Regions from separate parts of the Homo sapiens genome. Here region 1 is linked to region 2. Evidence: read pairs that join two places in POLR2A ChIA-PET (ENCODE). Cell type or tissue: PC-9. All regions are shown on one strand.

Evidence for each region. ChIA-PET counts read pairs that join two places held together with the same protein. Peaks named below come from ENCODE experiments on the same cell type or tissue, not always from the same donor. Only the 100,000 strongest peaks of a DNase experiment are listed, where the experiment ranks them.
Region 1: POLR2A ChIA-PET joins it to region 2 with 9 read pairs; 2 of 35 experiments call an interaction of 5 or more read pairs at or near these places.

What each region holds. Positions count from the first base shown.
Region 1 is chr22:37,896,768-37,900,767 of GRCh38, reverse strand. No RefSeq gene overlaps it. Among named protein-coding and RNA genes, the nearest start is that of MICALL1, 7.5 kb to the left of the region's middle. RefSeq lists an enhancer at 1,239-2,005. In PC-9, no CTCF peak of the experiment used is centred here; DNase peaks (open chromatin) are centred at 1,807 and 2,807; H3K4me3 peaks cover 369 bases; H3K27ac peaks cover 2,996 bases.
Region 2 is chr22:38,617,320-38,621,319 of GRCh38, reverse strand. FAM227A (family with sequence similarity 227 member A) reads left to right here. Exons shown (of 17, transcript NM_001013647.2): 11 at 1,029-1,108. Among named protein-coding and RNA genes, the nearest start is that of FAM227A, 37 kb to the left of the region's middle. In PC-9, no CTCF peak of the experiment used is centred here; no DNase peak of the experiment used is centred here.

The DNA of each region.
Region 1 (4,000 bases), 720 kb after region 2:
AGGAGAATTGCTCGAACTCAGAAGGGAGACGTTGCAGTGAGTCAAGATGGTGCCACTGCACTCCAGCCTTGGTGATAGAGTGAAACTCCGTCTCAAAAACAAAACAAAACAACAACAAAAAAAATAAAAACAGGCCGGCACGGTGGCTTACACCTTGTAATCCCAGCAGTTTGGGAGGCCGAGGTGGGCAGATCACCTGAGGTCAGGAGTTCGAGACCAGCCTGGCCAACATGGTGAAATCCCATCTCTATTAAAAATGCAAAATTAGCCAGGCATGGTTGCAAATGCCTGTAATCCCAGCTACTCAGGAGGTTGAGGCAGGAGAATCGCTTGAACCCGGGAGGTGGAGGTTACAGTGAGCTGAGATGCGCCATGGCACTCCATCCTGGGCAACAAGAGCGAAACTCCATCTCGAAAAAAAAAAAAGGCCAAGGTTTAAATGTTTTCCCAACATAGAATCTCATCATCCTTACTTTGGATCCAGTGTGCTGAGAAACATTTTAAGACTCCGTCTCAAAAAAGAAAAAAATTATTTTTTTCACCCATGGAATCTAAAAAAGTTGATCTCATAGAAATAGAGAGTAGAGGCCTGGTGTGGTGGCTCATACCTGTAATCCCAGCTACTTGGGAGGCTGAGGCAGGAGGATCGCTTGAGCCAGGGAGGTGGAGGTTTCAGTGAGCTGTGATTGCACCACTGCACTCAAGCCTGGGTGATGGATTAAGACCCTGTCTCAAAAAAAAAAAAAGAAAAGAAAAGAAAGAAATAGCTAGTAGAATGGTAGTTACCAGGGGCTGGTGGGTAGGGGGAGTGGTTGGGGAGATGTTGGTCAAAGGGTGCAAAATTTCAGTTAGATAGGAGGAATAAGTTCAAAGGATCTATTGTACAATGTGGTGACTATTGTTTGTTTGTTTGTTTGTTTGAGATGGAGTCTTGCTTTGTCGCCCAGGCTGTAGTGCAGTGGTGCGAACTCGGCTCACTGCAAGCTCTGCCTCCCGGGTTCATGCCATTCTCCTGCCTCAACCTCCCCAGCAGCTGGGAATACAGGCGCACACCACCTTGCCCGGCTAATTTTTTTGTATTTTTAGTAGAGGCGGGGTTTCACCATGTTAGCCAGGATGATCTCGATCTCCTAACATCGTGATCCACCTGCCTTGGCCTCCCAAAGTGCTGGGATTACAGGCGTGAGCCACGGCACCCTGCCTATGGTGACTATTGTTAATGACAATACATTGTGGGGTTTTTTGTTTTTTGTTTTTCTGAGACAGAGTCTCACTCTGTTACCCAGGCTAGAGTGCAATGGCATATCTCAGCTCACTGCAACCTCCACCTCCTGGGTTCAAGTGATTCTCCTGCCTCAGCCTCCTAAGTAGCTGGGATTACAGGCACTCGTCACTACGTCTGGCTAATTTTTGTATTTTTAGTAGAGACGGGGTTTCACCATGTTGGCCAGGCTGGTCTTGAACTCCTGACCTCATGATCCACATGCCTTGGCTTCCCAAAATATTGGGATTATAGGCATAAGCCACCCTGCCCAGCCGATTCTAGGATTCTTAGGGTGGAATTCTCCAAGTTCCATGGCTGTTTTCTGTGAATCTGACCACTCTGCTCTTCTCTCTTCTACCCAGTCTGTGCCCCAGGAATCAGGGCCCTGCCCAGGTTCTTGGCTCTGAGCTGCTCCCTGGGGGGCAGCCGGGCAGAGCAGTGGACAATGGAAGCATTGTGGGACCTCTGGAGCTGGGGCCTGGGGCAGTGGAAGGCGCTGGTCGCTGGAGTGGCAGTTGCTTCACCGTGTTCCCTCCTTGCTGGGCCAGAGGCATGCCTAGAACATGCCAGGACGGTACCCTGAGCCCCGCCCCTGCCCGCCTGGGTGAGGCCTGGGTCTTCTGGAATCCCAGCTATGCCTGAGGACAGACAGCTATTCCAAGCCTTTGTTCATAGACCATCCTGCCCTGGCAGATACACATTCTGGAAAATACACCTGGGACTGGGCAAGTGGTCTTGCCTCCCTACCCCAAAACTGAACTATCCTCCAACTAAACCCTCCAGAACAGAGAGGACATGTGCTGGCTCTCACTGGGCGGGTGCTGTCTGAGCTGGGAAACCCTCACACTTGTCTGGGGCTCCACGAGGGGGCAGGTCAAAGAAGCCACTGAAATATCCAAACTGGCAGGGACCCTTATCTAGCAAAGCCCTCTCAGTACACTGAGAGGAGAGACTGGAGCCCAGAGAGCAGAGGTGTTTGCTCCAGGTTGTAGAGACTCTTAGGAGGGGAGCAGGGCCCCCCATCCAGCTGCCCCACACTCTCTATGCTTCTGGCTGCTTGCTGAGGTCTCAGCCTGCCAGGCTCTCTCCCCTTTTGACTGCTCTTGAAATGGCTACTGCTGCTGTTCCAAATTGTCCACAGGCTTTATGACCTAGCTCAGACATCATCCCCTCCCTGAAGCCTTCTGTGATGGGCCCAGACAGAAGCCACAACTTCAGATCTTCTCACAGAATCCCACCCTTAGAGGGGACCTAGAGGGGATGTGCTTGCTAATTTACAGAGGAATTTCCACATGTCTACTACTGGCAGACCAGTGTGGAAGAAGCTCTATAAACAATCACAACGAACAGTCACAGAAAGACAAGGGTAGGGATGTGATGGAGAGAGGGGCCGAATGCTATAGGGCTTCCAGAAGGAGCCTGTCACCTCCTGCCAGGGACTGAGAGACAGCCCAGAGGGCTACATGTAGGAGGTGGCATTTGAACTGTTGCTCACATTGTATGGCATGTATTTGTGCATACCTGTCTCTCTTCATTGGATTGTGACATCATTAATGATACAGTTATGTAACTTTATGAGCACTAACCACACTCTAGACATCATGTGTGTGTTTGTGTGTTGTTTTTGTTGTTAAGGTACATTACCATATTGAATCCTCACAATTCTGTGAGCTAGGAGCTATCTCATTATCCCCATTTACTGATGAGGACAAGGCTCTGAGGGTTCAACAAGCATGTTCAAAGCCACACAGCTGTCAAAACTTGCAGTCACACTTGAAAAATAAAAATAAAAGTAAAATAAAATGAATATAATATGAACATAGCTAACAACAACAACAACAACAAAAAGTGCAGTCAGGACTCAGCCTAGCTATTTTTTTTTTTTTTTTTTTTGTTGCCCAGGCTGGAGTGAAGTGGTGTGATCTCTGCTCACTGCAACCTCCGCCCCCTGGATTCAAGCGATTCAGCCTCCTGAGTAGCTAGCTGGGATTATAGGCGCCTACCACCACGTCGCTAATTTTTGTATTTTTAGTAGAGATGGGGTTTCGCCATGTCGGCCAGGCTGGCCTAGAACTCCTGACCTCCGGTGATTCACCCACCTCAGCCTCCCAAAGTGCTGGGATTACAGGCGTGAGCCTAGCTCTGGCCTCAGCCTAGCTCTTTCTGACTTTACAAAGAACTTTCTTCTGGTGTATGGAGGCAGGCATTGTGTCCAGTTTACCACTGCATGCCTGGTTTTCACTGTAAATTCATTCGTTATCTTCCTGTGAGTTTGGTGAGCAAGAACCCCGCTGGGAGCCCCAGCTCCACAGCCTCTGCAGACCCTGGCTGCACTGAGGCCTTGATCCACGATACCAAAGGCCATTTCAGGACAGAAAGCTCCCAAGGCCTCCAGCCTTTGCTGTCTAGGAACTTCCCATCTCCCCTTCAACTTCAATTATTATTGGTGCTGGGATTTTTCCAGCAGGCCAGCAGGATTGATGTTTGGGTGCTAATGTAGTATTCAAGGCCCTAATAGTTGGGCTCCTGTCACTCTATAGGAGGAGCTCAGGGGCAGAAATTTGGCAGGAAGAAAGGGAAGGAGACTAGAGCCTATAATCCTAGCTAGCTATTCGGGAGGCTGAATTGCTTGAATCTAGGGAACAGAGGTTGCAGTGAGCCGAGATTGCACCACTTCACTCCAGCCTGGGCAAAACAACAACAACAATGACAACAACAAACAGCTAGGCTGAGTCC
Region 2 (4,000 bases):
GGAGTGCAGTGGCGTGATCTCGGCTCACAGCAACCTCTGCCTTCCAGGTTCAAGCGATTCTTGAGCCTCAGCCTCCCAAGTAGCTGGGATTACAGGCATGCTCCACCACACCAGCTAATTTTTGTATTTTTAGTACAAAAATACAGGGTGAGACAGGGTTTCACCATGTTGCCCAGGCTGGTCTCAAACTCCTGAGCTCAAGCAATCCACCCACCTTGGCCTCCCAAAGTGCTGGGATTATAGGCGTGAGCCACCATGCCCGGCCGACTCAGGGAGTTTTTTCAAAGTGAAGAAAAACCTAACCCATAAATTGCTTGAGTTTAATGACATTTTAATGAATATTAAATTTAACAGCTATGAGTTTGATAGATTGTTTCTTAAGCATTTAAGCATTTTAATTTTGCAGAGCTCTGAATTGGTTTTTCTTCTGAAACCAGTCCTTTTTTTCCTGTGGGTTGAGTGTCTGCCCTATGCACAGAGCTGTGCATACTTTTTTTTTCTTTTTTTTCTTGAGACGGAGTCTCATTATGTCACCCAGGCTGGAGTGCAGTGACGCAATCTCGGCTCACTGCAAGCTCCACCTCCCAGGATCACACTATTCTCCTGCCTCAGCCTCCCGAGTAGCTGGGACTACAGGCGCGCGCCACCATGCCCGGCTGATTTTTTGTATTTTTTTTTTTAGTAGAGACAGGGTTTCACCGTGTTAGCCAGGATGGTCTCGATCTCCTGACCTCGTGATCCGCCCGCCTCGGCCTCCCAAAGTGCTGGGATTACAGGCGTGAGCCACCGCGCCGGCCCTGTGCATACATTATTTCCTTTAATTGGTGCATTCACCCTAGAGGGAGATAGTGTTCACAGTCTAACAGGACCAGGGTTAGGTAACTTGCCCAGCAGGTGGAGTCAACAGAGAGACCCTAGATCTGGTGGGTGTCACTGTCTCCAGAAAGGAGGCTGTCTCAAGCTCCTGGGCTACAATCTTCATTGTCCCATGACAAGAGGAATTAATAACAGCTTTTCCCCTTCTATAGGGAGAGAGTTTTCTTTGTTTGCTGGTAAGAGAGCCTTCTCCCAGAAGCCAGCCCAGAGCAGGAAATTCTACCACCCTCAGGTAAGTGGGGAGGCACGGACCAGGACCCCTTTGGAGTCCCATAAGCTTCAGGAACCCTCGGTTCTTCTGGAGCATCAGTGGCCTCCGGTTAGTTGCACATCTCTGTACCCCTTGCCCAGGTCCACTCCATCTTCTAAGTGAGGAGCCCTGGGAGGCCTCCAGGTCTCCCATGGGTAAGTGGCTAAGTGGCATACTAAGGGGCATTCACAGAAATGCAGCGATTGAGAAGAGAGAGGGAAGGAACCAGGTTTTCAGTGTAGGCTGCAGTGCAAGATGCTTTTACTTATTTTTTTTTCTCCACTAATCCTCATGGCAAACCTGAAACCTAGCAGTCATCCCTGATACGTACTTTCTCCTCTGCCCTATTGATGTTCCTTCTGATGTACCTCCCAGAACCACCTGTTTCTCACTTTTCCACTCCCACCACCCTAGTTTGAGCTCCCATCACTACTGCAGTAGGCACCTAACTGGTCTCCCTCAGGTTCTCAGATACTTCTAGGGCCATCTTTTCAAAGTGCAAAGCTAAGTACATCATCCCATCACCACCTGACCCTATCCTATCCCCCGACCCTAAAAACCCTACTTCCAGGCCAGGCACAGTGACTCACGCCTATAATCCCAATACTTTGGGAGCCCAAGGCAGGCAGATCACTTGAGACCAGGAGTCCAAGACCAGTCTGGTCCACATGGTGAAACCTCGTCTCTACTAAAAATACAAAAATTAGCCAGGCTTGGTGCCATGCACCTGTAGTCCCAGCTACTCAGGAGGCTGAGGCACAAGAATTGCTTGAACCCGGGAGGCAGAGGTTGCAGAGAGCTGAGATCACACCACTGCACTGCAGCCTGGGTAACAGGGCAAGACTCTGTCTCAAAAATAAATAAATAAATAAATAAATAAGATCCTACTTCTAGCCAATAAAATGACACCCTCCACACCCCAGAATGCTTCCTCTGGCCTTTAGTAGACTGACTTGCACAGCCTTGCTCATCTGGCTCAACCCCTTCTCCAACCTCCTGGGCTCTCAGGGGTCCTGCCTCAGGGGACTTCTTTTATTTCCTTGTATACCACACTCCCTTTCTGTATGTGGCCTCTGTACCTCCTGTTCTTCTTGTCCCAGGTAAGCTCCTATCACCATTGCCATTGTCACTGTCAGCATTTCCTCCCAACCCCCAAGTCCAGAGACATTGATAGCATGCAGTTAACCAAATGCCACAAATAAAGGCTTTTTTTTTTTTTTTTCTGAAGAGCTGGAAAAAAAAATCCCAGGGCAGGGTTTAGCAAACTATGAATCAGACCTTTCACTGCCTGTTTTTGAAAATAAAGCTTTATTGGCACACAGCCATGGCCATTCATTTACTATTGTCTACAACTACCTTCACACTGAAACAGCAGAGTTGAGTACTTGCGATAGAGACTTTAGGACCTGCAAAGCCGAATATTTATCATCTGGCTTTTTGCAGAAAAAGTTTGCTAACCCCTGGTCTAGGAGATATATAGTCATCCTTCCATCTCAGTTCAGATTCTTGTAGGGAGGGAAAAAAACCTTTTATCTACCCTCTGAGGCAAAGTGTATGGAGCCCTACAAGTTAAACTGACAAAAGATAGACAGTTTAACAGGAGAAAGGCATTCAAATTTTATTTGATGTTAGTATTTTTACATGACACAGGACTTCATTGGAAGAAAGCGAAAACCTCAAGGAAGTGGCTAGGTCTGATAGTTCACATACCACCCTAACAAAGAGCAATTAATTGTGGAGATGTGACAAGACAAAGGAAAAGAGGTTTAGGCTTCTGGGGATGGTAAATTGTGGGAAGGTAAATATATGGGAGAAACTAATGGAAGATAAGGATTCTTTCAATAAGATTTCTATATGCAGATTCAAGGGGTGCCATCTCCAGTGATGAGTTGTCTCTTCTTCCTGGTACTGGAGATGGGAAGTGGGGACACCTTCACAAAGGAAAATTTATGCTCTGCTTTTAGATGGAAACTGGAATTGTAAAGAGATTTCCTGCATCTGCTGTTTTTCAATTGCCTTCAGCTCAAAATAATTCCTATGCAAAGTGGCCTATTTTGGGATGGCAGATTCTAACCCCCTTCACTCTCATCCTCAGGGTCAGCTTTCTGCCCCTCTGGGCTGGATGATGTTCCTTATTATACAGGCCAATGTCCCTTTCCTTCAGAGCACTCATGTAATTATTTGGTTATTACTCTGATCATGGCTGTTTCCCCTGCTAATCTTTTTTTTAATTGGTTTATTCTTTTAGAGACAGGGTCTCACTCTGTTGCCCAGGCCAGAGTGCTGTGGCGTCCTCCTGGATTCAAGTAATCCTACTGCCTCAACCTCCTGAGTAGCTGGAACATGTCACCATGAATTTTTAATAGAGAAGTCTTGCTATGTTGCCCAGGCTGGTCTTGAACTCCTAGCTCAAGCAATCCTCCTACTTTAGCCTCCTGAAGTGCTTCAATTATAGGTGAGCCACCAGGCCCAGCCTCCCCGCTAATCTTTAAACCCTAGGACAACATTCCCACTTCTAGTACCTGAATGCCCCATTTCTAATGACATGCTTCCTTAACAAATGGCATTGGAGGCTTAATTCATTAAGACAGCCTCCTCCGGCCGGGTGTGGAGGCTCACGCCTGTAATCCCAGCACTTTGGGAGTCCAAGGCAGGCGGATTACAAGGTCAGGAGATCGAGACCATCTTAGCTAACACGGTGAAACCCCATCTCTACTAAAAATACAAAAAATTAGCTGGGTGTGGTGGCACACACCTGTAGTCCCAGCTACTCGGGAGACTGAGGCAAGAGATTTGCTTTAACCCGGGAGGCGGAGGTTGCTGTGAGCTGAGATCGTGCCGCTGCACTCCAGCCTTGGTGACGGAGCAAGACTC